7 separate regions of the Mus musculus genome follow, and regions 1, 3, 4, 5, 6 and 7 are each linked to region 2. A link is a loop called in an ENCODE intact Hi-C map of the cell type or tissue named here. Cell type or tissue: left cerebral cortex. All regions are shown on one strand. Links, peaks and the distances in the headings refer to the core of each region. The heading gives the core; the rest is flanking DNA. Region 1 overlaps Gm34265 (a long non-coding RNA gene). Region 2 has its middle 91 kb from the start of Gm33944. Region 3 has its middle 110 kb from the start of Gm34211. Region 4 has its middle 120 kb from the start of Gm34211. Region 5 has its middle 49 kb from the start of Slc8a1. Region 6 has its middle 45 kb from the start of Gm4601. Region 7 holds the start of Gm34265 (a long non-coding RNA gene).

Evidence for each region. Peaks named below come from ENCODE experiments on the same cell type or tissue, not always from the same donor. Only the 100,000 strongest peaks of a DNase experiment are listed, where the experiment ranks them.
Region 1: a loop joins it to region 2, with 7 times the contacts of the local background. A loop is called at or near these places in 19 of 42 quality-filtered maps.
Region 3: a loop joins it to region 2, with 4 times the contacts of the local background. A loop is called at or near these places in 5 of 42 quality-filtered maps.
Region 4: a loop joins it to region 2, with 7 times the contacts of the local background. A loop is called at or near these places in 5 of 42 quality-filtered maps.
Region 5: a loop joins it to region 2, with 10 times the contacts of the local background. A loop is called at or near these places in 18 of 42 quality-filtered maps.
Region 6: it touches region 2 in a loop (8-fold over the local background); 8 of 42 quality-filtered maps call a loop at or near these places.
Region 7: a loop joins it to region 2, with 6 times the contacts of the local background. A loop is called at or near these places in 25 of 42 quality-filtered maps.

The regions. Positions count from the first base shown.
Region 1 is chr17:82,855,323-82,859,869 of GRCm38, reverse strand. The region is part of intron 4 of Gm34265 (a long non-coding RNA gene); the gene reads left to right. Among named protein-coding and RNA genes, the nearest start is that of Gm41629, 14 kb to the left of the region's middle. In left cerebral cortex, for the core only: a CTCF peak has its summit at 2,151 (motif pointing right); a DNase peak (open chromatin) is centred at 2,153; H3K4me3 peaks cover 728 bases; H3K27ac peaks cover 837 bases.
Region 2 is chr17:81,191,461-81,196,007 of GRCm38, reverse strand. No RefSeq gene overlaps it. Among named protein-coding and RNA genes, the nearest start is that of Gm33944, 91 kb to the left of the region's middle. In left cerebral cortex, for the core only: a CTCF peak has its summit at 2,388 (motif pointing left); DNase peaks (open chromatin) are centred at 1,769 and 2,361; H3K4me3 peaks cover 742 bases; H3K27ac peaks cover 645 bases.
Region 3 is chr17:82,729,807-82,734,353 of GRCm38, reverse strand. No RefSeq gene overlaps it. Among named protein-coding and RNA genes, the nearest start is that of Gm34211, 110 kb to the right of the region's middle. In left cerebral cortex, for the core only: no CTCF peak of the experiment used is centred there; a DNase peak (open chromatin) is centred at 2,551.
Region 4 is chr17:82,740,574-82,745,120 of GRCm38, reverse strand. No RefSeq gene overlaps it. Among named protein-coding and RNA genes, the nearest start is that of Gm34211, 120 kb to the right of the region's middle. In left cerebral cortex, for the core only: a CTCF peak has its summit at 2,473; DNase peaks (open chromatin) are centred at 2,495 and 3,738.
Region 5 is chr17:81,784,972-81,789,518 of GRCm38, reverse strand. No RefSeq gene overlaps it. Among named protein-coding and RNA genes, the nearest start is that of Slc8a1, 49 kb to the right of the region's middle. In left cerebral cortex, for the core only: a CTCF peak has its summit at 1,940 (motif pointing right); a DNase peak (open chromatin) is centred at 1,965.
Region 6 is chr17:82,999,122-83,003,668 of GRCm38, reverse strand. No RefSeq gene overlaps it. Among named protein-coding and RNA genes, the nearest start is that of Gm4601, 45 kb to the right of the region's middle. In left cerebral cortex, for the core only: a CTCF peak has its summit at 1,881 (motif pointing right); a DNase peak (open chromatin) is centred at 1,969.
Region 7 is chr17:82,955,320-82,959,866 of GRCm38, reverse strand. It overlaps Gm34265 (a long non-coding RNA gene), which reads left to right and starts at 3,372. Exons shown (of 7, transcript XR_877010.2): 1 at 3,372-3,557. It overlaps Gm4601 (a long non-coding RNA gene), which reads right to left and starts at 3,181. Exons shown (of 3, transcript XR_385810.1): 1 at 2,613-3,181; 2 at 276-537. In left cerebral cortex, for the core only: CTCF peaks have their summits at 1,123 and 2,240 (motif pointing right); a DNase peak (open chromatin) is centred at 2,246.

The DNA of each region.
Region 1 (4,547 bases), core at 208-4,207, 1.7 Mb before region 2:
TTTATATTAATTTTCACTGTACATATCCATTGTACATGGTACCGGATTATACAAAATCTGGTAATTTCAGAAGACTTCCTGAAATAGTAGGTGCTATGACAAAATATCAGAGAAGATATCTTAGCCCACACTTTCAGAAGTTATAGTCCATGGTTCGTTGGCCTCAATGCTTTGGGGTAGGAATCTGTTCATGTTTACAAAGCCAAACAAACAAACAAACAAACAAACAAACAAACAGAACAGAACAAACAAACAACCCCCCCAAGCCCCAACCCCCCCAAAACTAAACAAACCCAATACCACCATCACCACCAAACACCACCAAAACAGAGAGGAACTAGTGACCATGGGGTTCTAGAACCCCTTCTTTAGCGTGTTTTCTCAAAGATCCAACTTCCTTCCACTGGGTCGTATTTTCTATTGTACCATTAACTTCAAACGGTCCCGAAGTCTAGTGACGAAGCCTAAAACTTGTGGGCCTTTATGGGCTGTTTCAAAGGGTAGCATCTTTACATTCATTGTAAAACCATTAAGTCTCTGAAGAAAGAGCTTGAGGAAGACTCTGGAGTTCTCATGCTCATGGTTTGGTAGAACTCACACTGTGAAAACAACCATTCTATCAAAATCAATTAACTCATTTGATGTAGTCCCAGCCAAAATGCCCACATCCGCCACAGAATGTGCAGAAAAAAGAAGGTTAAAATTCATATGGATCACAAAAGATGCTGGAGCAATCCTGAGAAAAAGGGGCAGGGTAGAGGAATTACCATTCCAGATATCTTATAGAGTTGGATTAATAAACAGCATGGTATTGCCATAAACCGACAGATAGACTAATGGAATAACAACAGAAATGCCCAAACATGACTGCATGCAGCTACAGCTGACTGATCTTTGACAAATGTGCCACAAATACACATTGGGAAAAGACAGCATCATCAATAAACTACTGGAAAAATGAGATGTTTGCATGAAGAAGAACAAACTGGACCCAAATTTATCACCCAGCACAAAAATGAGCTCTGAACGGATCAGAGACCTCAATGTGAAACTTGAAACACGGAAACTGCCAGGAGGAAGCAATCATAGGCAGTGCCCAAAAAGATAGAGCTGTCTGTAACGACCCTCTGTCCAGGACTCTGTCAGCTCAGGAATTAACCATTGACCAGTGGGTTTCACTGTGTAGCCCTGGCTGTCCTGGCTCTCACTCTGTACAGCCAGGATGTCGGGGATTGGTCTGCCTTTGCCTCTCAAGTGCTGGGATTAAAGGTGTGGACCACCATCGCCCAGCAGCCAGCAGCCCATCTTTCTATTCCAGACTAGAACCAGGTCTAGTGTTCTTATCTTGTCTGTAGTGAGACTCCCTTCCTATTCAGTGTGCGGTGTCTATAGAATGAGACATGGAGGCAGATAAAATAAAATGAAAACACTGGTTCTCAACCTTCTTAATGCTGTGACCCTTCAATATAGATCATCATGTTCTGGTGACCCCAACCAAATAAAATTGTTTTCATTGCTACGTCATAGCTGTAATTTTACTACTGTAAAATAGCCATGTTTTCTGATGGTCACGGCCCCCAGCTTTAGAACCATTGGTCTAGGAGGTGTGATAGCTGATGGGTATCTGAGAATGGGCGTTTGCTTTAAACCTTTAACTTTTAAAGTGCTCTAGCACGGGAGACTTATTTCCATGACATTTTTTTTTTTTTTAAAAAGAAGAAAGCCTGCTGCTTGTGGACCTGTGAAATAAAGGCATTATGTTCTCAAGCAGAAAACCTGCCTTCCCCAAGAGACACGTACCTGGCCATATTAAAAAGGATTTCCATAGGCATCTGTTTCTCAGATGTGGTCCTAAAGCCTCAGGGGTCAGAAATGTAGACTGCTGGAATCTGGGGGGTGTGGGAGGTGCTTGCAGGGAGCCTCTCACTGGACTGTTTCCCTTGGCCCCCGGCCTCTGTTTCTCACACAGTGATCTCAGACTGTGCATGCTTTCCTACCTGTCTTTCTTTGGTATGGAACCCCCAAAAGACCCTTTGGTCAGGTACCACAATTCTTCCCGAGTACAGAGGAAAATCAAGATGAGGGAGGAGCCTCGTGTAAGGGAAAGGCTCGGGGTAACAGAAGCAGAAACATATGCGCATTTCATCCAGCAGGGGGCAGTGAGATCACGTGGCTACACTAAGCGAGGCAACCCAGACCCCAGGACCAAAGCTGAGAGCTGCTTTTGCTCTCCAAGGTGGATTCCAGGACCTGGTACCTGCCATCGCTCAAGCCCTCCGCAGGTTTTGTAAGAGCTTTTTCCATTTGATAATTTATAGGAACACTACTTGCTTCCCTTCTGTCCAGTGGCTTATTTAGAATGGCTGAGCACGTTTTAATAAATCAGCAACCCTCCAAATGTGAAGGGAAATAAAATGTTTTGCAGCCCGGGGACGGCGAGGGTTTGTCTGCCTTGAGCACTCCTGTGACAGGACGATCAAATAAAGACAAGGTTGTGGTTTTGATCTCTCTGGAGGCTGATTACTTTGTTCTATTGTGTGGTCAAAGGCCTCACTACCAATGTGTTTAATCACCTAGAAATGCTTGCTTTGCATCTAGGAGGTCAGCTGTGTTGCAGGGTCAGAGAAATTTACTAGGGCTAGGGAAAAAGTTCGGTCTTAACATGATGCAGTCGCTGTTTAAAAATCTCTCTCCTTGAAGGTGATAGACAACGCCTGTGAAAGTAATGGAGTGGTGTTCAAATCCATTCGCTGTTCCTGTGATAATTCACTTGCACACAGGGAGAGTGGGTTTTGCCATTTGAAAACACAGTCAATTCTCTCTGCTTCAGTGGATCATCTCTATAGGATCTTATCTTCTCTCCCTTGGTTGGTCTCAGAGAAGGGCAGAGGTCGAGAAGAGCCTGGGAAGAAAGAGCCGATAGAAACGACATCCTTCTCACTCCACTGCCTTTTAAAGTCACTTGTCATTTTGCATGAGCTCTTCTCCCTGCGACAGGTATGCGGGTCAAATGGCTTCTTCAAGAGGATACCCAGAACTCCTCACCCTGCGTGCCTCATAGATGAAAGTCCACCTTTCTTTTTTGCTTCATTTTGTACTGCCCCAGAGAGCCCTGTCTCATGGTCCTTCACCTCAGTAGCTCTGCCAAAAACATACTCAGTTTTGCAAGCCAGATTTCCAAGATCCATGCCCGACACCTTACTTCTCTTGACTTCTTGTTTCACTACCAAATCTCAGTAACTCTGTTGTCTTTAAATATAACGTTCCCTCATCTGTGTCACCACCCCTTTTTTCTACGATGTCTCCATTTCTTCTGGACATGTTAGTAACCTCCACTGGTTACTAACAACAATAAATGTATCCACTATTATCCTTTTGCAAATGAAGCTTGTGTTGCTCCGGCCACAAGGTTGCCCCAGAGCAGGTCTGTTAATGTTTTTCCTATATAGGATCAGGACCAATCTACCATTAATAACTCTTCTCTGAACCGGACATGGAAGCAGAGGGAGCATGCTTTGATGCACCGAGACACCATGCAATCCCTGTATCAAGTATCTCACGCTCCTGGTCACACACTGACTTAGGAACAGAATACTATGGGGCACTGTCTCATTCTGCTGTGAGCAGGAGAGACACTACAGGCAGAGGGAGAGGAGGTGAGGCTCCAGGCAAGCTTCATGGAGCTCTCTGCAGGAGACAGGCTTGTTCAGAGCTTAGAGTTGTCTACTAGGGAATAAAGTCTCTTCTTTGGGGGATTCGGAATCTAGAGTGCTGGGACTCAGAAAACAAGATTCCACATTATGGTGCTTTGCTGAATATTGTGAATTGAAGGCTGTTGGAATGGGGACCAGAAGTAAGGTCTCTTTGTGCCTTCCCATCCTCCATTTAGTCTCTTAAATTAGCTCACTCGGTAGAGGCCAGAAGATGGTGTCAGACCTACCAGAACTGGAGTTATAGATTTTTGAGTGTTGGTAATGGAACCTGGATTCTATGGAAGAGCAGCTGGTCCTCTTAGCCTCTGAACTCTCTCCTGTGTGCATGTGAGTGTGTGTGTGTCTGTCTATGTGTGTTTGTGTGTGTCTGTGCATGTGCACGGAGGCCAGAAGAGGGCACTGAACATCTTCCTCAGTCTCCATTTATTCCTTTGAAGCCAGGTCTCTCCCTGTTGAAGTCAGCAAGCTCTGGCAAGCCTCCCCTGCTTACTCCTTTGGGGCTGGGATTACAGTTACACACAGGACTTATTCCATAGGCACTTTGCTTTGAACTCCAGTTCTCATGATTTCTCAGAAAGTGCTCATAATAGCCATAGCTCATCATTGCTGTGTAGTTTTCCCTGCTACACTCAAAAGCTCAAACATCTTCCCCTCTAGGTCTTTTTTTTTGTCTTCAGCTCTAAAGATGCCACATAATGCAAAACTTTGAATACAGTTGTCAGGTCCACTAGAGAGTTCTCCTGTTCTCCTACCCACCATTCTATAGACATATGTTTCTGAGACTTATGATGCAGAGGAAAGGGACCACATCTGTATGGCTATTTCTGAAATAGA
Region 2 (4,547 bases), core at 326-4,325:
AATACCTGATTCATATTTTGAATTCCTTCTCCCAAATTTTGAGAATGGGATGCTTGCAATGTAGAATTCCATCAAGGAATCAATACTAACTCAGTGCAACACCTCATTTAAAAAAAAAAAGAGGACTGAGAGAGTTGCTCAGGCATGGAGTGCTTACCCAGCATGCAAGAGGCCCCAGGTTTAACCCCCAGTGCCAAAAAGTAAAAATATAAATTACCAAGCATGATGATAAAGATGTGCAACCCCAGGAGGCTGAGACAGGAAGATCACAAGTTTGGGACCAAACTTGACTACACTATATCACATGTCCAAAATAATAATAATAATAATAATAATTGTTGTTATTATTATTATTAATTTCCACTTCAGTATTTTCCTGATAGCAAAGGGCAGTATTTTCCTGATAGCAAAACTACACAAAACTGAGGAAGGGAAGAGGGAGAGAAAGCCTAAACCCATGTTCATCACATATATAGATATCAAAAATTCTTCAAAGTATAACAGCAGATAACAATATGTTTAAAATTTTTATATGCCATGAGTAAGGAAAATTATGTCCATGGGTAGGATAATATCTATATGCAGGAATAATACAAGGGACTTCTGCTCTTACCACAGTGACTCATTTTATTTTATATTATGTCATGAAATAAAGCCAGAAATATAAGTTAAAGGGATATAAAGTGGAAAGGAAGCAGTGTATTATTCCTGGTTATAAATAAGTGATTGTCTTTGTAAGAAGAAAGAAAGAAAGAAAGAAAGAAAGAAAGAAAGAAAGAAAGAGAGAGAGAGAGAGAGAGAGAGAGAGAGAGAGAGGGAGGGAGGGAGGGAGGGAGGGAGGGAGGGAGGGAGGGAGGGAGGGAGGGAGGGGAGAGAGAGAGGGAGAGAGAGAAAGGGAGAGAGAGAAAGGGAGAGAGAGAAAAGAAGGAAGGAAGGAAGGAAGGAAGGAAGGAAGGAAGGAAGGAAGGAAGGAAGGAAGGAAAGAAGGGAGCCAACATGGCTATAAAAAATTAAAACCCTTTAAGAGCTAATAAGTGTCTTTCAAAGTCATAGAATCTCAACATAAAAATAAATTATATCCATTATACTAACAAACACAACACCAGTGACTACTATCTAACAGAACCAACGAAGAAATTCAAAGATGCAAACCTAACAAACCATGATAGAACTTGGGAACCAAAATTGCTCCAGGACGAGCAAAGCACTGAGAGCTGTAAATAAATGGGAAAATAAGTGATGTTCGTGGATGACCTCGGAGATACTATTCTTCCCAAATAGACAGGTTTGCTTGAATGTCAAAGTCCTAACAATACTTTTATGCATGTAGACATTCTAAATTTTATGTAGAAAGGTAAAATGATTACCATAGCTATTACAATTCATAAAATAACAAACTTAAAGGGACTTGGTCTGATTTCAAAATTATTACAGTACCAGAAGGATGTAGTACTGGGAGAGAAACAGGAATAGCAACATTCCTGTCAAGGTATGGTACTGCGGTTGTACAAGATGTTGCTCCTGTAATGAGCTGGGTAGAGGATCCGTGGACTTCCTCCTCAGCATCTCTTGCAGCTTCCTGTCAAGCTTTGATTTTGAGAAACCAATCTCAAGTTTAAAAATAAAGTGACATTCTTCACAAGATATCGCGCATAAAAATTTAAACGAAAATATTCTTTCTTGGTATGCTTTTCAATATCGTTTCCTGGATACTGTTCTAGTCTGAAGGTCTGGGCGGGGCAGTGCTAGAAGCAGCCTGGAGATTGAAGAGTCCGGAAGGGAAACCACACATGTAGCTCATCCTGGACTCGGTCAGTTGAGTGGTTGCAGGTGCAACTCAGCCCCAGCTCCACCAGCAAAGCAAGAAAGTGATTAAAACCACATGAGGACTTTATGTTACTGTATATATTAAAGGCCATGAGGACAGCATCCCCAGCTACCCCACAGCATCAAACAAAGATAACAAGAATAACCTCTGCGGCAGTGCCCCGGAAACATGACGAGTGAAAAGCTAACCTGTGTGAAGATAAAGGAAAGGTGTTTGCACTGGAAAACTTCAGATTCCTGCAGTTTGCAATGGAAAGTGAAATTGGTGAAGTGAAAAGGAAAAAATCCTTTCTAATCCCTCAAGTGCCAGTGGATCTGGAGCCTGAAATACCCATCCCACAATGCCAGCCACCAGGACTGAAGGATTCCCTTCAAAATGCATGTTGCCGGTAACACAGAAGGGTCCAATTCCGATCGCGTAGTATCTCCTGTAATGCAAAGCCACTGCATCAAGTCATTGTATATATCATAATTCTGCAATAGTCTGCATTTCAGAGGAAGCTTGGTTCTCAGACTGAAGATGCGGAATCATCCCTTATTCCAATGCCAACGCTGCCCTCTAGTGGCCATACAAATACCAGCTGTCCAAGTGTTCTAGTCTCTTTTTTAAAATATATTTTTATTATTATATATTTTCATTTCAAATGTTATCCCCTTTCCTGGTTTGCCCTCCAAAACCCCCCTATTCCATCCCCCCTTCCCCTGCTCACCAACCCACCCACTTCCTGGCATTCCCCTACACTGGGGCATCGAGCCTTCTCAGGACCAAGGGCCAGTCCTCCCATTGATGTCCAACAAGGCCATCTTCTGCTACATATGCAGCTGGAGCCATGGGTCCCTCCATGTGTACTCTTTGGTTGGTGATTTAGCATTCTCATCAAAAGCAACTTTACGAAAATATCCCTGTTGTCATTGTTGCTGTTGTTTTGTTGTTGTTGTTGTTGTTGTTGTTGTTGTAACAAATAAAATGTGCAAGAGAAGGCTGCCAAAATTCACATTTTTCATATTTTTCAAATGACATTTTATCTTCCATTGACTTTCTTGGGTATGAATTAAATGCTTCAAATTTACACCTAATAACAGAAATAGTTCATACAAAACATATTATACACTCAGTTATATCACTTTCTGAGGCCCTGATCCTATTTCTGTTATATACCAGGGAGTGTGTGTTGCTTTCAATGTGTATGAGATGGGTATTTTCCCGTCATGTTTCTAGAACAGGAAACAAAGGCATCACAAAGCTGAGGGATTGCGTTGTATATCCCCCACAGCATTGGCCTGCTCCCCACACAGCTCCCTAAGTACCCAAGCCCTCTGTGCAGGCACAGCCCAACCTTTGAAACTCCAGTCTTAGGAGAAAACAACCTACCTACTCATGATTCTATCGGCACTAGCAGAATCAATTCCTCTCCTACCATCTTTCTAGAACATTCATGTCACTGCTACATTCTGAGACATAAGTTTGTTTTGCCTCCCAGACAACAATGGAACTAGGTTGGGGGCAAGGGAGACTTGTTTGTTTGTTCTTTAGAAATTTTCAATCAAATATGAATAGGTTGGCTAAGTATCCTATCAGAATCCCAGTGATGAATCCAAGCATTCATTAGACCAACACCTGTACTCTCGAACTATGCCTATTACTTCCCGAGAGATGTTCTGTTGTTCAGTTGGACTTGCCGTCTTTGTTCCTAGGAAAGCGATCGTGTTTATCTTCATGCCAAAGCCCAGTTCTGCTGGCTTCCTATGCTCACATGGGTAAAGCCCTTCTGAAGATACTAAATCTGAGTGCCTAGCCCCTCTAGGATGCCCTGTGAGGAAGAAAGCCCAAAGGAAGCAGAGAGGGAAGGAAGCATCCATGCAGTGCAGTGGGACCAACTCATCCTCAAGAACATGGGAGCAACCAATGCAGTTGGCAAATCATCTTGTCCCCTACCAGAAGAGAAATAAACCTCTTCAATATGTGCAGCTGCAAGCAATTGCTCACCTCCATTAAACATTCGTGTAAAAAGCTGACTCACGCCAGGCGTGGTGGCGCAGGCTTTTAATCCCAGCACTCGGGAGGCAGAGGCAGGTGGATTTCTGAGTTCGAGGCCAGCCTGGTCTACAAAGTGAGTTCCAGGACAGCCAGGGCTACACAGAGAAACCCTGTCTCCAAAAACAAAACAAAACAAAACAAACAAACAAAAAAAAGCTGACTCATACAACCTTGCCGCCTACCCCTGTGAAAGAAATGCTGTAAGAGGGAAAGAGCGTCGATGGAGACACTTTTAACCATGTATAATGTATAAAACGTACGTGGTCACTTCCAAGACTCTAATATGAACCAAAGTATCAAATAACTGTGTGCCTGTGTGTGTTGGCTACGTATCCTGGGCTACCCCCAGGATACATAACTTATTGATTCTGTCGTTACATATTGTCAGTTTCTCACAGAAATATGAGTCCTGTGCATCATCTTTAAAAACTGAATAATGATTTGAAAGATTCTATTGGGCCTCTCAGCACTTGCCGCTTCTACGAGGGAACGGAAGCTTCGAGGCTTCTGGAAGGCAGCAAACATCTGTACCGGGCATGCGCAAGAGACTCAAGCGCTCATGGGCTCTATCAGCCATCCAGGCAATGCGCTGGAATATTCCGTGGTTTGTTTCACATCATTTTTACCACACATCCTTGCCATCCTTAACATCATTATAAAGGTTTAGACCAGTGATTCTCAA
Region 3 (4,547 bases), core at 279-4,278, 1.5 Mb before region 2:
CCTTCAGCCTTTTTAATATCCCCAATTCCTATCTTTGACTTTAAAATGCAGCCCCACCTATCTTGACTACACTGAAATGTACATTTCTAGTCTTGACTTCTGAGTTTTTGAACTCTAATTGTGAATTCAACATTTCCACTTGAGTGTCCAATGAGCCATTTAAACTCAATATGATGAAAGTAAAAGACACCCTATTTTCTTCCCAATTCTGTTATTTCCTAGTTCCCCCAATTTTGATAGCTGTTAAAATTAATCGTTATATTTTCTTTAACCAAAATCTGCTTTGTGGACCCTACACCTCTACTTGTTTTTCTAAACTGTGCACTTTGCTTCCTTCCGAAGGATTCCTCTCCCTCAGGAATCGGTGTGCCTTGCTCTAATGTTTCATTTATGAATGTACCAAGCAGAAACTGACAGCTCTGACACTGTCTTTCCTTTTTCACCAAGTCTCTCCCTGTATGCTCCTTAGTACACCAGAGTTCTTTTTCTCTTCTTCATTGTCTGTTTCCATTGACAAACAAATGCCACAAAGCAGCTATCGTTTTCCTTACCATTATACCCACTGTGCAGCAGTATTTGTCATATATTGCTCTTTATTATCATCTGATGATATTTACTGTCTGAATTAATATATAAGGGATTAAGGACAGAGATGAATGGACAACTACTGTGAGAATAATTATGTGGAATACAGAATATTCTAAATAAATTTAACAGAATATAACGACACACTAATAAAAGCCAGGAAGCTATAATTACCACTGTAACACAAATAATAAATAAGAAAAATGTGGCTGCTGTTTGGATTCTTACATCTTTGTGACTTCTTATATAGTTGGTACCCCCATCTCTCTCTTTTTATCTTCCCAGCCCTTACCTCACCAGCAGGACCTTCTCTAAATTTTTATATGTATACATACAGAGAAAAACCTAAAAATAAAAATGTACTTTATAATTTTAAAACCTCCTAATATAATCTATTAGTATTTTAATAAGCACTCTAGTAGAATTTTTCCACCGTGTTTACTGGAAGGGCAATTCGGGTTTCTTAGAGCATGTATGTTAGGTGTATAAAATACACCTATTATAATCTATTGTGTTTCTTGTCCTTTTAACTTTGTTAACTGTTATTTCTTAACTTGAATATAACTGTAAGTCAAGGTTAGAGGCAATCAATCAACATAAACACTTAGACTGAAAGATTTCTTACATACCTGCTTCAGAATAAACCAGAAAAACATCCACATTTTGTAAACATTGGCAAATAACTTACATACAAAAGTGCAAAATCCAAACAGGGAAAAAGGAAGCTGGATGAAGGAAGAGAAAGGAGGTGAATGGAAGAAGAGAACCACTGTCGACATGTTATAAAAGTATGCTAGAGAACATGGTGGACAAACTGTAGCAGGTGAGCCAAGACCAGCCCACTGCCTCATTTGTCCATAACACTTTATTGATGTGCATACACCCCATTCCTTCATGCACTGTCTGAGGCTACCTCTGCATTACAAAGGCAGAGCTGAGTATCTGTGATAGGGGATGGCCTGTAAGATGAAAACGTTCAGTGTCTCTTGCACCCTTTTCAAAAATCATATATGCTCACACTGAGTCGCAGCCACATTTTGCTTCCAGCCTCTTCAGTTGTGAGTACAGACCAACTTTGTAGCTGAAGAACAAGTGTTCCTAATATTGAAGACCATAAAGAAATGTTTGATGGAAAATGTTCTAAGGACCCTGAATCCTTCCACTAAACAAGGTTGAAAAATTCTACTAGAGTATTTATTAAAGTTTCCCTTCACATAGCCTGAGGTAATTACACCATAGGCTATGCTCTAATTCAGCGAGTTCCACAGGGAGCCACTGAGTGTGGAATCTTGCATAAGCATCTCTGTTTAAATGACAGGGCCATCTTTAGACTCAGCCCTTGAGGCTTATTAACATTTCATGTTTTTAAAATTTGTCTGGTCGTGAGAAAAATCACTTTTTCTATCTTTAGTCTATATGGAAATCCCTGGAAACTATATTATGGGCTACACAACCAAGTATCCAGGTGCATGGGAATATTTCATTCGTAGATTGTTAAAGCTTGTGTATGTTTGGGAGGAGAGCATGAGGAAGGATTGGTGACAAAGATGTGGTTTTAGAGGAGCATTGTAAGCTAGTTTGCTTTTATCCATTTGTATAGGCTCCCTCTAAGGATTTTCAATGTTAATATTGCCTTTACGTCTTTCACTGAAGGAAATAAATCAACTTTAAAAGCAATGAGTGAGGCTACCATGCTTTGCCTTGTCCCAAAGCAACCCCAAACAGGTGCTCTTGCCCACCATGTGTCTAATAGATTGTTTCTAGGAGGTTGCTCCACATCCAACTGCCCCTAGCTCTCTAACATCACCTCCTTAGGGTCCATGTCAGTCTTCCCTCAAGGTCAGGCTTTTCTCATTCCTGCCTGTCTCCCATCCCTGCAGTGTTTTTAGCACAAACACATGCTCTGTCTGTCAGGTACAGTGTAAAAATGACTTTTCTGGAAGGAGATTTCTGGGCACCAGCCACTCACGGCACGAGCATTATAAGCAGATGGCCCCATTACCAGTTCCAGCATGAGCCGGAGAGAAGCAGTTCATTACAGGATGTGACAGTTCTGGGCCTTCACTCATTTTCTCTCAGTGTGGAACTCAATCCTCCGGCTCCTTTGGAGTTTCCATTTTGCATCCTCACCCTCTCTTCAGATAGTAATCAGTATGATATAACACAAATGAAAATAAAATGTTTCCTCTAGTTGCTTTTCTCTGTCAGTTGTTTCTTATATGCTGGCTTTTAATTTTTTTCCATCTTGATGTGCCCAACCCCCTGTACACTCTTTCTCAGTTCTGCAGTCTTAGTTGGATGGTCTCCTGACTTTCATTTTTTGAAGCACGTTTTTTTTTTTTGCAGCCACCATTCCTGGACTGGAATCCAGTCATGTGAGCATTTCTCAGTCTAACTTTTCACTGCCTGTCAAAGTGTTCTAAAAACCAGTACACCAACACCTCTCTGGTTCTACAGAAAAATGTGGTTGTAAGACAATTCCTAATAAAGCCAGAGCAGGGCAGGGGGTAAGGACATTTTACCCATTAGTATTTGAGAACATAAGCTGATGGGGAGAAATATCTGATTAAGATTGGCAAGTGAAAGCCTCAAGTCCTAACATAGGCAGTGACCTCTCTACTCTACTCTGTGCCCCTATTCATGCAGGAGGGAAAGTCTCAGGCTTGTCTTAAAGGGTTAGACGATCACTTTTGTATTGTTATTTTGACTGCTTGCAATAAGAATGGCAGGTATGAATACTGATTGTTTGGCTTCTAGCTGATCTTCCTCTGTGGTTATTGTGCTGAAACCACAGACAGATTGAGGTTTACAGAGACAGGGAACATGTATTTACTGCAGTATACGTCCCATAGCACCCAGTGCAGGTCTCGGTGGGATTGCCTCATGTGTTACACCATTTTGACTTCATTCTGCAACTCTAAGTGGGTGTAAGCTGTTTATAGGCATTGCTTGCCTAGTATATCTTCCAGTGAAAATCAGTAGAAGATAACCTTATATTCATCTAAATAGTCTAAACAAAATATCTAGATCTGATTTACATAGGTCCTTTATTGAACCATGTCTAGCCTTGGAGTGTTACTATGGCCAAAGAGATGATATGCCCTGATGGGTAGATAGAAGTCACCTACCTGCCAATGCATACAGCAAAGGGATGAGTTCAAAGACATTTAAATTTTTTCCAAAAAAAAAAACTATATTCACCACAATCTTATTGAGACTTATATGAGGGTAGCATTATACAATTAGGATCCATTGAATTTAGACAGCACACACAGTAGGTCTCTGTGAGGTAAGTGACACATGAATGTTTCAGGAAAGGGAAAGTGAAAATTTGGAAGCCAGTAGAGACAAGTGATGGTCACAATTGCTACAGTTTGTTGAGGATCACGGGAGGTCTGGTATTGCTTATTTATTGAATTAAAAGGCTTTATCATAATCTGCAAAATGCCTCGCAATATGGTTTCAGTTTATATCTACTTCATCACATGTCAATGTCCATTTTACCCTTATAATTCAACTACTTTCTTATCAGTCTCCAAACATATTATGCTATTTAATGACTCAATGATTTCCTTACCATTGCTGACTTTCATTTTAAAATTGAACTTTAAATGAAAGAAAACGTGAAAATGCACGTTCAGCTCAATGACTTTTAAAAAGTCCTGGTACATTTTTAGAATGCTCTTTCATACTCTTCTCAAACTTGCACATTGACTTTTATCCATTACTGTCAAACTCAAATGTTAGCACACTGTGTTTGTGTAAAGGGCTCAGAAGGAGCTAAGTTTTCACCCCTCATTTGAATATGTTGGCTGTATGGTAATATTATTAAAGTAAGGAGAAAGAAACAAGTTCGGTAAGGAGGAAGTTGAGGACTATAACAAATTTCAATTGTGACAAATAAGAAATCTATCTACAGAGGTTTTTTTATCTAGCTGGACTGGGTTTATATGCTCAGGAGA
Region 4 (4,547 bases), core at 232-4,231, 1.5 Mb before region 2:
TTTTCTAAAATCTTATTCCTGTACTTTCAATGATTGATTCAATAAACAACTGAAATGAGGTTCTCCAGAACTGAGCCCCAGAAGTCTCTTCCATCTACCTTTTGTGTTCTCCATTTGAATGCTTTTTTTGGTCTTTGGATTAAGATTGCCACCAGAAAATCAATGTTAGTCTAAATGTTTCTTTCACTCCCAATTTCTCTAACATAACATCTTTTGCATCTTTCTGACTCAGATCTATGAATTATATTTGACTCCCTCTCCCTTGTAATTCCTACTAACCAAATGCCAAGATATGTACAGTGTTCTGACACCACCAGGTTCCTTGTAGGTATCCACTCATTTCTGGTCATCATTTTCCTTCTGCTTTACATCTTTGAGTCATCTTAATTTTATGTTCTTCCACATTATTACCTCTACTCTAGCATCTTTCTCATCTTCAGTGTTTCCATATCACAACTCATATAATGGTCTAGTTAGTTTTCTGACTCTAAGATGATTATGCATTTATCCTGAGGTAATCCTTCACAGTATGTCCAACTTGATTTTTTGAGGTTACCTTCTAGAAGTCATTGTTTACTGAAGTTCCTGATAGAGTCAATAACTAATATTATGTAGACACATTCAGAATTCCCTACTTGGTGTCTTTTATTGACACTCCACCCCCAGCTTCGGCCTCAGCTACCCATGTTTAAATATTCAATCTCAAAATTCATCTCTCTCATAACTTTGCCTGATGGCACTTAGTTTATATTTCTACCCAGCATTGATTTATATTGTTTCGAATGATTTGTAAAGTTATTTCTTCAATGACAGATTACTAACCTTCTTTCCACAGACCAAGCACTATTTACATGGGCCATTCTTTATAGTATCTCATCCAGAACTCTGTAATCTGCCCCAACTCTTAGAATGGGGAATAAGACCTTTGGTCTTTTTTTCATAGTAGGTAACCATTCTATTACTTAGTTATACACTAATCCTCTCTAGAAAAACAATGATGTTGCTTCCCAAGCTTATCACAATGCAGCCTCTCTGATATCTAGTAGGCACTTCTTAAACGCTAATTACAACTGCTTTTAGTTACTATGGTTTCAAGAAATGCTAGTAAAAGGTAGCCACATTTATTCAAACACAGTTTCACATAATTTCATATCTTTTCAATGAAATAGTCAATGAGAATATATTCTTGCTAAAATCCATTGAGAAATGATTTGCTTTCTATTTATATGAAGAGTTATAAATTTTGCATATGTTGGGGAGTGAATGGTAAGATACGTTCTTTTCACAAAGTTAATTTAAAATTAGGATATTTAGGCTCAGCATATCTAGCAAATAACTTTTCTGAAATAAATGATCTTTGGAAGTTGAAAAACATATAGTAATGGTTTCTCGTCAGTTAATTCTTGGAAGACAAATACAAAAAGGAACGAGTTATGACTTTGTGCATTATGGCTCTCTCAGCATCTCAATTACCTCGATTTTCATTCTCTCAGAGTAGTTCCCTCCCACATCATTGCCTTGCTTCATGTGAACTTAGGGAACTGTTCAAAACTAGGTCACAAATGGGTGGGTAGGTGTGAGCGTGTGGGTAGATCCTCTGCTAATTTCAGTTTTTAAAACATAGACTTTAACCCTGGCATTTGTTGTCAAATAATGATGAAATGCCTTGATTTTTCAGAGACATTAACTTGTCAAAGTGATGCCACTCTGTTAACAGAACTGGGAAGTAATGGGATGTCTGGTGGCAGGAAAGGCAGTGAAAACATTTCTTCATGATTCTAAATGATAGGGCTCCACATGTTTCATTAGAGTTGGACTTTTAGAAAAGTAAATATAAACATTTTTGAATTTCCAGTTGGAATTTCTTGCTACTCAACACCGAGTAGCTGCTACCATCAGAATTTGCCATTGTGCATTTATGTTGTACCTTAAACCCTGCCATCTGGACAGGACTACAAAGAGTACACATCCTTCAGTTTTTGTGACCTATAAAAAAACCACTTCCCTAAGTTTTCTACATAATGTTGTTCTTTAGTGTGGTAGTGGTATTTTAAACTTTCTCAAATACAAAGGTCTTGCCTTATTCTTTAAAGTACTCCAGAAAGAAAAATAAGAAAATTAATTAGTTAATGAAAGCAAGGGTGTTTAAGTAGTTTACTGTCTTAAACATTCAGAATAGCTTGCCTTTCCATACCTTCAAGGCAATGTATCTTTAGATATAAAGAATTTGATGGTGTTACTCATATTGTAAAAGAGAAAATGTAAACTTAGGTCCCATTTACAAGTAAATGAAAGTATGGTGATTACTCAGCCTAATTCTTAATGAATCTTTGCCTATACTGAAATCATTAGAAGCTCAAGCTTTGAATTTCCCATCTGTAATAAGCGATGAGGACCAGATGAACTTTTACATTTAAAATTCTAAATTTCCTTATTCCCAAATAAAATGTATTCTATGTGTAGGACCCATAGGTGGCAGTACCATGTAATAAAAGTAATGAAAGGGTTTGTCCACAGTAGGAAAAGCATGGAATTAAAGCTCATTTTTTTATGGGGTTCAAGAGAAAAATGAGAAAGCAAAAGCAAAATGGCCATCATTGTGTTTGTTTCATGACATTCTGCTTGCATGGACTGTAGTGGTATAAGAGAGAGAAAACTTAAAGCTTGCTTATTTCTGTATAAACTACATTGAAAGAGAGAAAAAAAGGAGTCTGCTTACTTTTATGTCAACAACATATTGAAAAAATGAGACATAGGTTTTTTTTTTTCTTTTTCTTTTTTTAAAATATATGTGGAGATTTCAAATTTGATGCCAGATAGCTTGGATTTACTAACACACAGTAGAAATGATGAACATATTCATAGTAAAGTTGTGGTTATTTGAATGGCCCCATAGTTTCATTTGTTTGAATGCTTCCTCTTCAGTGAAACTGTTTGGGAAGGATTCGGAGGTATGGCATTGTTGGAAGAGGTGTGACCTGGTTGGCAGATGAATATTACTAGACAGTAGGCTTTGAGTTCTCAAAAGCCCATCCAGACCCAATGTGTCTGCCTCTGGGCTCTTCCCATGGTTCAGATTGTAAGTCTCTCAGCTACTGCTCCACTGTCCTTCCTTTTTGCTTCCTGTCATAAAGAAAATGAACTATTCCTTAAGTCTGTAAGCAAGACCCCCAAATTCTTGCTTTTATAAGAGTACCTTTGGTCATGGTGTTCCTTCACTGAAATACTGTTTATAGAACAGTAACTATGCTACAAGTAAAATAACAAATCAGATTGAACTGATATTGGATTATGCAACTTTTAGGGAATTTTACGAGTTAAGATATAATATGACCTAAAGAAAAATTTGTCATAAACATGCTTTTTTATTTCTATGCAAACCACTGTTTGTTTGCTTAAATTAAGAGAATATTTTCTTTTGAGCTGAAGAGCAAGTGCAAGCACCCCACTTTAACAAAGTGGTGATGGACTACCCCATATATTTTTATATAAATTTCAGACTAGGTAACTTTAGGAAATCTGAAGACCAGTACTATCTTGGCATCAAAAGAGAAACTCTGATCAGAGTATACTATATGGAAAAAGATCTCTTTTCAGTTAAAAAGTCAGATGGACAAAGTTAGGATTTGTTTCATGTATTGTGGATTGGGCCCTGAGAAAGTTAAATTGGGAGTTAGACAGATGCCTCAGCAGTGAAAAGCGCTTGTTGCTCTTTCAGAGAATGAGAATTCTGTTTCTAGCACCTACATTGGATGGCTCACAACTGTCTCACCAGTTCCAAGGATATGATGTTCTGTCCTTGCTTCCCCAGGCACTTGTATATACATGCACACATGTGTATGCATATGTACACACACACACACACACACACACACACACACACACACACACACACTCTCTCTACAAGGCATATACATAAATAAAATAAATTAACATTTTAGGAGGATAGAGAATTAGTGTTTTTTGGAGGATGGCCACTAGTATGATTCCTATCTGACAGTGGATGGCCCATACCCATGCATTATGGACATCACTAACTGGAATGAGTGGGCTATGAACATAAAGTACAGATTGAATTTGAAAAGGAAAAGTGATAGGGAATATGATAGGAGGGATAGATATAATCATAGTAATATTTCAAAATGCACTTAAAACCAAGTCATATAAATATCTAAAATTAGAAGCATTTTTATTTCAAAATACTTTATAAAGAAATTTTTCAACTGTAACATCATTACCGTGAGTAAGCTGAACTAATAGTCAAAAAGCAGTTACTTATTAACAAGATTTATACAATCCAAATATTCAAAACTGCTGACTAGAGATGGTGATGATCTTTCTATATATGAGAAAAGCCAAGGACTGTAGAAGCAACAGATAACTCCATCTAAGTTTATAAGGTTAATTATTCGACAGTGTGTAAAAAAATTACCCATAAATCTCAATAACAAGGAAGCAAAATAATAAATAATAGCTATTTTCAAGAAATTTATTTGTGTGTGTATGTGCTAGTATTTAATCTTTGGAGGCAGAGATCAAGGCAGCTG
Region 5 (4,547 bases), core at 292-4,291, 590 kb before region 2:
CCTGGTAAGAGTGCTATACTGAGTCATCAAGCCCCGAGGTGTGATCAAGAGCCAGCTATTTAGGAAGAGTCTCATTCAGATGCCAAACGATAAAGAACACAGTTGCCACACCCAAGAGTCAGGTTGAACCTCTCAGGCAGAGGTCTCTCTCTCACAGAGACTGGCTTGCCAGAGCTTGCAGAGAGGAGGCCAGCTTGTCTCCAGATGTCACCTGTGCATGAAGATCCCTATCCGTCTGGCATTCTAGAGGACAACATTGGTGAGTACAGAACACCCTATACCAAGGTCATCACTGTCCTTTGCCAAGGTTCTTTTGGCCAATGTGTATAGACCATACCGCATGCTGTAGATGATCAAGGTTTTAAGTGACTGCTTCCCTCAGCCAAAGGGTTTAAATGATTAAGTAAGAATTTAACTTCAATTTGTGTTAGATAAGGCTCATTATAAGGATATTCATTCCAGAGGGCCCGGCTCTTGGCTGGATGGGCTGTCCTTTCTGATGCACGTTCAGTTAGGGCTTATCATCAACTTCATGTTCTTGCCACCTACTCAACAGCTTGAGGTCAGATTTATTTGGAAGGGATTTTGGCTTATGCCTCCATAATGATGCCTATTAAATGCCTTTGTATGGAGAGGGACAATGTGTTGGCCTTATCAAGGAAAATGTGGCCTTCTTTAGCATCGGATTTTCAGTTCCCATTAGGATCATAGTAAGCTAAGCTAAAGGAAGGGGGGAAAACTGCTCTCTAAAGGTCAGCCTTCTTAATTAAATGGAAACCCAGGCAATGACATTAAAAGCTGAAGTAAGTGAAGCCAGTGCTTTTCCTGATGAGCCCCTACTGAGCATCAGGCTCCTGCTGCCTGTCTTGGGGCAGGCCAGACTGAGTTATTCCTGTTGAGTAAGAAGCTAGCTGTAAGGTTACCAAGCTGGTTCCTCCTGTGCAAACACATGGAACTTAGCATGTGAAACTGTGGCTTCAGTGGCAAAGTCAAGTCTTGGTATGGTGATGAGTTCCCAGACTGGCTCAGTTTCTTGACGTTCTATATCACTATGGCAGCCATCACCAGACCCTCTGTACTTCCCTAAGGACTGGGTTCCAGCCATGGTGAACACAGATGGGTGGAGGTTAGTAGATCACCTCTAAGCTAGGTATTCTCACATTTAGGAACTCAGTTTACAACACCCTTTAACAGAAAAGCAACCATAATTTCAAGGGCGAATTATTTGATCCAAGGTCAAATAGCTGGTAAAACATCTAGCTAGCTCAGTTATGTCTTCAATCTCTATGAATGTCTTTCCATTAATACAGAATTTAGTGCACTTCTTAGGCCCTACTGCCCTCATCCCCAGTTTTTAATGCATGGGGTGGCACAGGGACTGTGCCGCCCTTCTTATGTCTAAAGGAGAGCTAACTCCACAAGACCTTTCATCCTAGCTCTGTCCTGAACCTATTTTCATTTAAGTGTTGTGGTTTTTTCCCATGAGGCCCCTACCTATTCTAGTTGTCCTGGAACTTTCTACAGTCTTCTCATAAGCATATGACGCCAGAAGCTTCCCCAAAGCACTGTGAAAACTGCAAGCAATGGCACTGACTGTCCGTGCTGATTCCGCTCCATCCATGGCTGTTTCCTTCCCAGCACCCCCAACAACGTAGTTCTGAGGAATGCCCCCATAATACTGCATTCTAAATTTGAGGCATTTAGTATCTGTAATCCTTTTAACTTATTATATGCATAATGAATCAAGTAAATATGATTATGGTTATTTTGATGAGTATAAGATTATGTGATTAAAAAATCCATAACATGATTCTAAAAGAAAAAAATTCCAAGATGTGATTTTTTTTCAAGAAATACAGCCATTAAATAAATTTACTAAAACTTAAATTTGAGCATTAGTGTTTAGGCACAGCCGCTGGCGTATGTTATCTGAACTGAACTGCAGGGGGAGCCATTGAGATTGAGTCAAGTGGTCAGTATGTTCCCGAGGGGAAATTAGTGAAGCCATGCGGTTTAAGCAAGCAAGAGTTTGCATCTTTTCTTGTAGTTAGACTTGCCAAGGGATCTTTGGGGACACTGAGCTACACTAGAAGAAATTGAGCAAAAACTCTCTGAAGGTAGACCTAGGCATCAATAATTTTTGAAAACCACAAGTTTAGAGCAGGGAATATGGAGATGTGGAACTTGAACATGAAGCCTGTTTGTTAATCTGCAACCATCCTCTGTATTGTAATAAAAAAAATCATTAGAAATTGTATTTGGTTTAAGGGATTATGGCTAGAACCTCCATTACTGGGCTTCTGTCTGGTAAACATTTTTTATGTGATTAGCAATTATTGTTGTCATCTTAAGGGATGTATTGTTGCTCTAACTTTGGAACTCTTTACCAGTGAATAACAATATACTACTAATAAAGCCCATTAATTTACCAGGGAGTATAGATTGTGATTAGCAGGATGAGTCATAAAATAGTTCATTCTGTTGACCCTGTTGAAATCCAACACCACTCAGAATGGTAAAAGGCCCCTGAAGTTAGGGCCTGGAGGATGCTGGCAATGGAAAGGCTACCACCTGAGTTTTGCCGCTATGCGACTTACCTTTCTATCAGAACTGCACTCTGCTATATCTTGAAGTCGGACACTTGAAATCTTAACGGTCAGACATGGATTTCTAGTGAACTGCTAATTAGTCATCATTGATAACATCATGCTAACCTTCAGAGTTGACTGACCTTCTAAGCAATCTCTGCCACAATTTGATCCCAATCAACAGCAATCCCTGCCTGTCACATTTCACAAGAGTCTCTAGAGCATCAACCACTTGTTCTTTTAACACGGACAGACAGCCTCTTGCTGTACTGATTTACTTGCGAAAGTCTCTTAACTTATTCCATGCACTGCTAGGAAGAATAAGTACTCTCATTCTGCTTTAGTCACATTCTTCTTTAAATTCCTTCCCTGGCCCTCTTGTCTACAGAGTCAAGGCGAAAGCCCATAGAAGACAAAAGAACTCCATATCTGACTTCCAGTACCTATTTCAGAAACTTCCCTTGCCTCAACTTTTCTAACTATTAAAAATGTCTTGACTAGATGCACTTAAGTTTGTAAAGATGGTCTATCCAACAGGAAGCTGCAGGCTGTAAACTGACCACCTTATTGCTGCAACTACTTGGCCAAATGCAAATCCAGAAGCTTTAGTATATCTTAGAATCCACAGCTCAATCAAGTTAGATGGACACAGGAAAAGATTAATACTTTATCTAACCACCCCAAACTCCACCCACAACATTCTCAGAACATGGCAGTCTTGGCATATCCTTCCTATCTTCATTTGTTTTCCTGTTCTAAATTCTTGCCCTAAGTGACTGCTTTTTACCTTTTGTGGTTGAGATTGTTAGTCATCTCTGTGGCCTACTTTTGTGAATACACTGAACACTGTGTCTTTGGGGTTATCTATTCTATAGTTGACAATGCTTATATATCCAGAACACCCATATCATCCATCTGTCTGAGGATTTCTTGAGAACAGACTCTTCGGCTAACTTAGTGTTCTTAACTTTAAACTGACAATAGTTACCCTTTCATCCAAAATTAGGCTTGCTTAACTATGTGGAGAACATCTAGTAATAAAGAGATCTCAGAACAAATAATGGTAACTGAAATATTAAATCTTCGGGTGTTGGGTTTGAACTAGTTTAACTTTCTAAACTTTTCAAACTTTCTGAACAGAGAAAATGAAAGAAAAAAATAGGTAAGGGAGAGAGGCCAGTTGGTGGACAAGCACTTGCCATGTAAGCCCACAGACCTGAGTTCAGATCCAGGGTACACATGTGAAAGCCAGATGCAGCGTGTGTCTGGATTCCCCAGTGCTAGAAGGTGGTAGCAGTGGATCATTACACCTCATGGCCGGCCAACCAGTCCTGCCCATGAGCCCAAGGTTTAATGGGAAAGGGGTAATAGTGAGAAGCTTAACAACAAGTAAGAATCTATGAAAAAGCTTTAGGGAAATCTACTAGTTATTACACTCGTTTCAAAATACAACTTTAAAAAAAACAGAACCCTTTTTAAATGGAATTTTCCTGCTTTGGTAGACAATGTTACTCCTAAAATGCATGGATTATTAAATAAAACTACAGTTTAAAAAATGGGACATGTTACTACAAACTATTGGTATGGAGGACTCAGAGGTCTCCAAACAGCACAGGATACTGACATTGCCCTTTATTGCCATCATAACTACATGAATAAAAACAAAAACAAAAACAAACACAAACAAACAAACCCCTATTGCTTGAATATACCACATTCTCTAACCACAGGACATAGAAAAATCAATTTCAAGCCAACCAGGAAACTTAATTCCTGCTCTGGGATTCATGGTGCCAACAAATGTTATGTAGGCTGCATGAAGGAAAGACAACAATGGTCTTACCCAGCCAGGCAAGATGCACCAACAGTAGTATCATTGTTATGGGGTAACTACATTTCCGATTGGATTTGAGGCCTTCTCACAAGGCAGAATTCCTGGTACTGTGCCCTTCTCCCAGC
Region 6 (4,547 bases), core at 149-4,148, 1.8 Mb before region 2:
CCAGATTCCTGGCCTGGAACACGCGCCACATTTCCCACATAAGGAAACACGATGGTCCTGTAGCCCAAAACAGAGTTCTCCATGCTAATGAGGTATCTTGCGGCCCCGAGGGTTTAGACAATAAGCTTCCCTTCCTGGATATTCCTCTGTGCAAAAGGTATTTAATCTCTGGTCCATGATATGCATCCATTTTTCCATGATAAACAGTTTGGAACTAAAGACTCTCTCTTGAGAGAACTGCTGTGGGGAGCACGGAGAAGGCCTTGGCCTACAGAGCTGCAGCCTAACTTTCCCTCAGATGACAACCATCGCCAAGCTAAGGGCTTGTGCAGATGAGCTTAGTCAGAGCTCCCATTTTCCTGGTCCCAGTCTCGTTGTGGGGCCCTTGGACCTGGGGCACTTTGTTCCTGACTCCCCTGTGTGGTTTTCCGCCTTGACTGAGTACCTGAGAATCAGGGGACCCCAGATTCGGCCTACCACATCCTAGGATGTGTTTTCCCAACCCCTGAGTGGTGTCTCAGCTGAGCTTCCTTAAAAAGCTACGACGTCCTACAATGACGACCCATGCTGGATGACGCAGTCTGAGCGCTCCAAGTTCCACCTGCCCAAGAGGCATATCCCACGGACCCACGTGTGTGTGTGTGTGTGTGTGTGGTGTGTGCGCGAGTGTGCGTGTGCATGTGTGTGCCTGCACATGTGTGTGCCTTCGCATGTGTACATGTGTGTACAGAGATACACATGGAGGTCAGAAGTCGATGCTGAGTGTCTTTCTCTATCGTTCTCCACTTTGTTTTTTGAGATGAGTCTTTTGCTGAGGCTGGAGTTCACCCAATTGGCTAGGCTAGCTGGCCAGTGAGCCCCAGCGATCCCTAAGATTACAACTCCAAATCACCAGGCTTGGTTCTTACATAGGTGCTGGGGATCAACACAAGCGTTCTTCATGCTGGGCAGCAAGCACTGAGCCAACTGAGCCTTCTCAACGGCTTCAATCCTTTATTTTAGTCTCCACTTTACCAAAGTTGATCTCCATTTTAGAAAATGATATCACTAGTGCAGCCTGCACGTGGCAGCCAATGTCACTCCCCTGTGGCTCTCTGATTGGCGCCACAGTGGCATGCCTAGTCAGTCCACATGGAAGTGCACGTCTTTGGCTGCTTTGTCATGGTTTCAAATGCCTTCAAATTCTCACATATGAAATGAGTATTATTTATAGTTTCTCTGCATTTACTTGTTATATGTAGGGCTACATTGAAACTGTGAGACCACACCTTTATTTTGCATGGCTATCATTTCTCTGTAGAAAGGCAGGTGATTCAGTTGTCATAAGACACGAGTTTTGGAAGGAGGTTGTATCTCAGTACTATAATGAAGAATTTGACGTGATTGAATTATAAAGGAAGAAGTTTTTTTGGGGGTGGTGGTGGTGTCACTATTCTGAAGCTTTCAGTCCATGATCTCTGTTTTCTGTGGTCCTCTGATGAAGGCAGCTTTTTATAACAAGAACAATTGATGGAACTTGATGAGCCAGGAAATAAAGATAAAATAAATATAAATAAATAATAAAGAAAGAAAAAGAAGAGACCACAGTCCTCGCTGAGTGCATATCTGCAGTGACAAAAAGACCTCCCTCGGTAGGTACAAGTCTCAGAGGAACTACCATTTCCAGGCCTCCTTGGGAACCTTATCTTTAAGACATAGACCTTGGGGGACAATAATGTAACCAAGAGCTGGTAAAGATCACTGACATAACACAAGTAGTCAATGTGTTAAACGTACAGTGAGATTAAAATGTTAAACAAATACTATTAACTCGATTAGCAAAAATTATGAGATATTAAACATTAAAAAATATGCAACTCTGCAGACAAGCCACTAGGTGGCTCCAAACTCCTTTTTACTGTGAGAGAAACAGGCACTAACAGAAGATGTTAGCTGGCTTTACCCTCTTTAAAGAAAGATGAGCAGGGAGGACACTGTGCAGAGGACTATCATACCTGCCAAAGGTCTCAGGCAACTCTGAGGGATGTAGTGTACATTTAAAAATTATTTATTTATTTATTTATTTATTTATTTATTTATTTATTTATTTATTATATGTGTGTACACTGTAGCTGTCTTTAGACACTCCAGAAGAGGACATCAGGTTTTTGTTACGGATGGTTGTGAGCCACCATGTGGTTGCTGGGATTTGAACTCAGGACCTTTGGAAGAGCAGTCGGTGCTCCTAACCACTGAGCCAACTCAGCAGCCCTGTAATGTACATTTTAAAGAATCATTTGTGTATCATAGCAATTTACATAATTTCCCTAGCTGCCATTACTTCATTGTGTGTGATGAAGGAGTTGCAAGGGTTAGATAGGACCACTCTGGAGCCTGCTCCCCATCACAGGGGACAACCACGATAACTTTCCCTCTCTACCTCATTTAAAAGGACTAGACACTGGTTATTTGGCTTCATTTTATTTTCTAAATTTGTGACAAAGAACAGGAAGGAAAGGGAACGCTCTCAGGGGGACTTTCTCCAGGAGGGTGGCCATATTAGGTAAGAGTGAAACTGAATTACAGAAAGATCCAGAAAAGACACCATGGTCATTTTTTTTTTCTTTAGCAATATCACTTTTTCTGTATATTTTACCTATAGACTCCCTTAAACCATGGGGAGCCATGGCCACTTTCTTGTTTCAGGACTTCCTCCTCTGAAACAGAATACTTCACATCAGCCTACTTAATTTTCTTGCTGGCGATTTCTCTCTTCTCTATATAGACACCAAAACTATCTTTCTAAAATGCAGGCATGATCACATCACCATTCTTAAAAGCAAAGGGCAACTCTTCACACTAGTCAGGAGTTCAGTGCTGTGACAGAATAGTAAAAATTTAAAGAGGGATATATTTCAGCTCAGAGACTCATTAGTTTCGCATCATGGTCCCTTGGTTCCATTGCTTCTGTCTGCGCCTCTCTCTCTCTCTCTCTCTCTCTCTCTCTCTCTCTCTCTCTCTCTCTCTCTCTCTCTCTCTCTGCACATGCGCGCTGTAGCGAAGTGGCTCATCTGGTGGACAGGAGGCAGGGTGGGGCAGGGATAAGAACACACCTCCAAGTTCTGTATCCTCCAGGCAGGTCCTGTAAGCGCTAAAGTTAACCAGTAAGCCCCACTTGCCCAAGGACAGGTGACTTTCTGGAATTCTGCCAGTGGTTTTTGGGAAATAACAAGCCACGTGTTTTTATTCCCCTAAACAAGTTCGTATGTACTGTATGTTCTTGATTGGATGTGGGTGGGAGGTGCGCAGGCAGGAAATACATCAGGATGGAAGCTTGCCCTTGAACGAACCTGAAGGGAAATACTACGGTGGCCGCATGGTTTCGCCTTTTTAAGCTTCTGCAAAATGTGACTTGCTGCCATTTTTCTGGGACCCCTGGAATGGACCTGGTCAGAGAATACCATCCCGGCCGGTATTTAATTTAAGCTTGCTTCAGATTTGGCTCCAAATTGTGCCACTGCTCTTTCTCTTGGCAATCTCAGGTTTAACAGCCCAACCCCCCAAATTATCCATTACTTCCAAATGATGCCACTGGGTTATGATTCCATCTGTGGAATAATCCACTGGTCAGGCCAGCGATCTCCTGGTCCAATCACCTCCCAAGTGGCGGAAACCAAGCCTTTAATATGTGAGGCTCTTGGGAGACACTGTCTATCCGAGCCATTACACCCCCACAGGACGTGGACACAGACTTTCCTCCTGCTCTGCTCTGCCGTCACCGGTCCATCGCCCTGTGTTTGCCCCACATTCCTACTGCTGTGTTCACGATGGACTCTCCACTTCTTCCCATCATGCCCCGCACAACTGTGTTTCCTGGAATTCCTCTTTCCTCTCAGTAAATTCTTAATTTCTTTTAAAGTCTCAGCACAAATGCCATATCTCCCGGGAAGCTGTCCTTGGTTTACTGGGTATTATTAAATAATTTATCTCCTGTGTTCGCCTTGTCCTTTTCACAGGCTGTTAAAGTGCTTGTCACACTGTAGTGAGATAGTACTTCATGGACCGCTGGGCCGTCCCAAGGTGGCTAGTGAGTCTTACTCATTGTTTAAGCGCTGGTGAGCAACAAATATTTGAATGAATAAATGGCAAATGATTTCGCAAAGACTCCAAAATAACATTTGAGGTATAATATGGTAATAGTTCTCAAGTCTGCCCTCCCTCCCTCCCTCCCTCCCTCCCTCCCTCCCTCCCTCCCTCCCTCCCTCCCTCCCTCCCTCCCCTCTCTCCTTTTCTCTCTTCCTCCCTCCCCCTCTTTCTCCCTCCCCCTCTCTCCCTTTCTCTCTTCCTTCCTTCCTCCCTTCCTCTTTCCTCTCCTCGCTCCCTCTATGTCTCCCTCCCTTCACACTTCCCTTTTCCCTCAATTTCACCCCCCTTTATTAGACTGGGAATTGAACCTCACGTACACCAAACACATGCTCTAACAATGAGCAACCCCTCCCCCATCCCACCCCTGGAGAATTTGTTAAAATCCAGGTTCCTGGATCTCAGAATCCCAGGAAAGACCTATT
Region 7 (4,547 bases), core at 236-4,235, 1.8 Mb before region 2:
ATCAGGGTCCTTACAGCAAAATCTTGCTAGTGTATGCAATGGTGTCAGCGTTTGGAGGCTGATTATGGGATGGATCCCTGGGTGTGGCAGTCTCTGGATGATCCACCCTTTCATCTCAGCTTCAATCTTTGTCTCTGTAACTCCTTACATGGGTGTTTTGTTCCCAATTCTAAGAAGGGGCAAAGTGTCCACACTTTGGTCTTTGTTCTTCTTGAGTTTCATGTGTTTTGCAAATGGTATCTGTGGAGGAAGGAAATCACGCCCAGAACACTCACCATCCACGAGGCTCTGTACTGGACCTTTCTACGTACACTGCTGCTGTGACACAACTTCCCTTGTCCTATGTCTCAGAGGAAGAGACACACACTGACGTACCCCAGGCCAGAAGTGACTTTGGCAAGTGTGTCCTGGTTCACTCCAAAGTTGTTGCTTTGAATATGATGCCGTAGCGATCGTAGTGATTTATGCTCTGCCTGCCTCCCAGAGAGGCTCTGGGGCTAGCAGATAAATGGACTTCTGTAGATGAGCAATGTTTTCCTGAAACAGAATAAAAAGGCAGGGCGGATATGACATGCTTAAAGACATTGTCTTTGGACCATAGAATAGTGTGAGGCTAATGGAGAGCTGCTTACAAAGGTGTCAGGGACCAGGGCAGCTTCTACCGAAATGTTCAAGATTCTTTACATTATAAAGTGTGTATATTTTTATCTTTAGCATTTTACAGTAATGAATACTGCATGAATGTGCTCCTCCATCAGAGTGGATTAGCATTCCCTTGTCTCTGCATCCCCAGCAAGCTGTTTCATGTCCTTTTGCCACTAGCAGTTCTAAGCGGGTGAGATACTTCCCTAAGAGTTTGATTTAAATTTCTCTGCTACTTTAGTGAAACCTTTCTCAAGATTCTTATCCTGACATCTGGTGACTCTCAGAGGTCCTTAGAGTCTCATGCCAGCACCATGGTCCTACTTGTAACAAAGTACAATTTAATTACGAGTTTATGGGCTTCACTGGAGGGGCATGAGACTGCATTTGAGAGCTGTGAAGAATCCCTCTGTGATACTGAAGTCGACGCTGGTGGTTGTGGAGGACTCTGGTCATCAGGCAGATGAGAAGAAATTGCATGTCCCTTGCACAGGTCAGGAGGAGTACTGCAATGTGATGTCCAACCTCACTGTTCTCAAAGGTCAAGAATCAAGTCATATCTTCATTAAATAGAGAGCAAAATGAAGAAGGCAAGGTTGCCAATAGACATGTATTCAAGAGACATGTATTTAGTGACTGCCAGGCAGTACAATGTCCTGCAGTGAGAGGGGAGGGAGACATAGCTCCAGAGCCTCCCCTCTTTCTCTTTGCCCAAGCTTTAGGTCTTCTGTGTGTAATTGTGTCATTCTGTTTCCACCAGGTGGTGTTGAGGTGGAGTGGGGCTTCAGGGACTCGAGGCATTTCTGACTCTTAGATGTATTAATTAGAAAGAAACTCCCAGAACCGTGGAATTAGGATGAAGCAGGCACCATTGGATTCAGTTGCCCAATGTCTTAACTAACTTGAGCGACAGCTGGTCATCTGACCCCGTCTACCATCCTGGAAACGGAATGCTCAAGAGTCTAGGGTGCCTAAATGTGGTCTTCTTTTAGTAGCAATGGAATTGCAGGAGCAGAAGTCCCATTCACTGAGTACTAAATGTCCTGCCATGGCTGTGGTACACACGTTACACCATTCCCACTCTTCCTATAACACAGTACTGAAGCACAGCATTGTATGTGATCCTCATAGTGACGTTGGGATAGATGGATACATGGACACACACACACACACACACACACACACACACACACACACACACACAATTTGCAGGCTGGTTATTTTTCCCACTCAATAGCATACCACAGAAATCTCTCCAAGTCAATTTCATTAATCCAAATTTACCTTAAAACATCCAGCACATCTTTATGCTCTCTTCTTCTTCTTCTTCTTCTTCTTCTTCTTCTTCTTCTTCTTCTTCTTCTTCTTCTTCTTCTTCTTCTTCTTCTTCTTCCTCCTCCTCCTCCTCCTCCTCCTCCTCCTCCTCCTCCTCCTCCTCCTTCTTCTTCTTCTTCTTCTTCTTCTTCTTCTTCTCTTTCTTCAAGAATCATTTTTTTTCCTTTGTTTTCACGGACAATACCAGTGTTTAGAAGCCTAATAATGCTCTTGAAAGGCTGAGGGAAGAGGCTGTATTTTCTAAAGTGGCCACTAGATGGAGAAATTGTCCCACAATGTTAATAAAACCACACAGTTACCTGCATCTACAGGAGGCAGTGGGGTTGACTGCTTGCTAAGGAGCCCTGTACAGTGGTTCGTTCCTGTGGAAGGAACTTCGGGAGTTAACTGATTCACTTTTCTTTTTTTCTTTCTTTCTTTCTTTCTTTTTCACTTTTTGTTTTGTTTTGGGAACTTTAATATTTGCGGCAAAGTCCTTTGAGTAATATCCCCTCCCTGCTACTTTGCCCCTTGTCTGTTTGTGGCTAGAAGGTTATATATATATATATATATATATATATATATATATATATATATATATATATATATATATATATATATATATATATATATATATATATATGCCACTCACTAACCTTTAGGATGAAACCTATTCTGTCCCAAAGACCAGCAGCATCAGAAGCCAGGGCCATCTGAGCAGAGTGCAGGAATGCATTTCATCAGAAGCCACCAAGCTGGGGATGGTTGCCACACAGAGCCTGGTCCTGTGTAGGTGGATGTTGTGGTGCCCCACATGACCGTACATGTTGGGCCAGAGGGAGGGGAACCACGGCATCCCATGCTTCTCTCTTCAAGCTTGGCCAGAGCTCCTCGAAGGTTTCAACGCTCAGCTGTAGGCACTGTCATGACTTGTGGGCTGTCTCCAGGGAAAAAAATCTCTCTGCATCATTGTATAGTGTCCTGAGGGGAGACCACAGCTATGGCCAATGATCGGGGGTCTGTATAGATTTCAAAGTCATTCCCGCAAGGACTGGGCTCATTCCCAAAGAAGTGGATGATGTCGAAGCTGTCCTCATTCAGGACGAGGCTATAGGGCTTATCCTAGCTCCTGGGAAGACACCGAAGCTCTGTCTGGAGAAACTCAGCCCCTTGCCGTCAAACTTGGTCTCAAGGGCTACCACAAACGTTTGCCTGATATTCTCCGTTTTCTTTTTTTAATTTTTTAAAATGGTTTTTCGAGACAGGGTTTCTCTGTATAGCCTCAGCTGTCCTGGAACTCACCCAGGCTGGCCTCAAACTCAGAAACCCGCCTGCCTCTGCCTTCCAAGTGCTGGGGTTAAAGGTGTGCGCCACCACTGCCTGGTCCTTCTTGTCCTGTTCATAGGACTCCATCCTCTCCTCCAGGGTGCCGCTGTGGCAGATGGGCGAGATGGCCAGCATGCCGTTCTGGAACTCCGCGAAGGCTGCGTGCTTCTCGGACTGTGTAACGGAGCAAGGCCGGGTAACGGAGGCAGAAGCTGATGAAGTTCTGTAGGAGCTCGTGAAGGCTGCGTGCTTCTCCGACTGTGTAACGGAGCAAGGTGGGTAACGGAGGCAGAAGCTGATGAAGTTCTGTAGGAGCTCCTTCCCCACATGGCTCTTGATCAGCAGCATGGCGAGCAGCAGTCCATACTTGTACTGCACGGTCCCACTCTGAGCAAACACGCAGTCAGACTATTCAATGACTTCATACCCATCACCCCCGGCTCAGCGATCTTAACAGTGGTCAGTCCGAGCCACCCACCACACCGATTTGTACCCTGCTTTGCAGCTCCTGCAGGAGGGCTGATACCTTAGGGTCATTTTTTTTCCTGGTGAGCTGGCTTGAGGGTTCTGTCCACGTCAAACAGGCAGAGGGCAACCCTTTGGGTTCCCTTCATGGTGATAGCCATGGCTGTAGCTCCCCACAGCAAGGGCTATAGACACCTACATTATGCTTCACTTGCACACGTGACACACGAATGCCTTCTAACTGGAAAAGATTCACTCTATCGCTTCCCCTCCCCCTTCTCTATGCTTGTCCCTGACCCCAGAGAGAACCAGGCTTGAATACGTTGGGACATTGCTGTATAATTCTTTCTATGTGAAATGCATGTATGTATCCATCCTTCCTGTCTCTCTCTGTCTCTCTCTTTCTTTCAAAAGACTTATTTAGTTATATTTACGTGTCTAGGTCTTCTTGCATGAGTTCATGTGTTCCACATGTATGCAAGGTGACTCAAGAGACCAGAGGGTGTCCTGCCCTGAAACTGGAGTTACAGAGAATTTTAAGTCATAGGATGTGGGTGCAGGGAACTAAACCCTGGTCCTCTAGAAGAACTTTAAGTGCTCTTAATTGCTGAGCCATCTCTCCAGCACCCATCCATCCTTTTTGAAGAGTCCCTGACACCTCCTCATTTTGTAAGTGAAGACAGCCCAGGCAGGGGCAGGCAGCACTGCTGTCAGTATAATGCCGATCCTGCTCCGGGGTTCCCACAGACTCAAGCTTTAAAAGTTGACTTGTAGCAGTGGGTGCCACATTTGGTCAAACT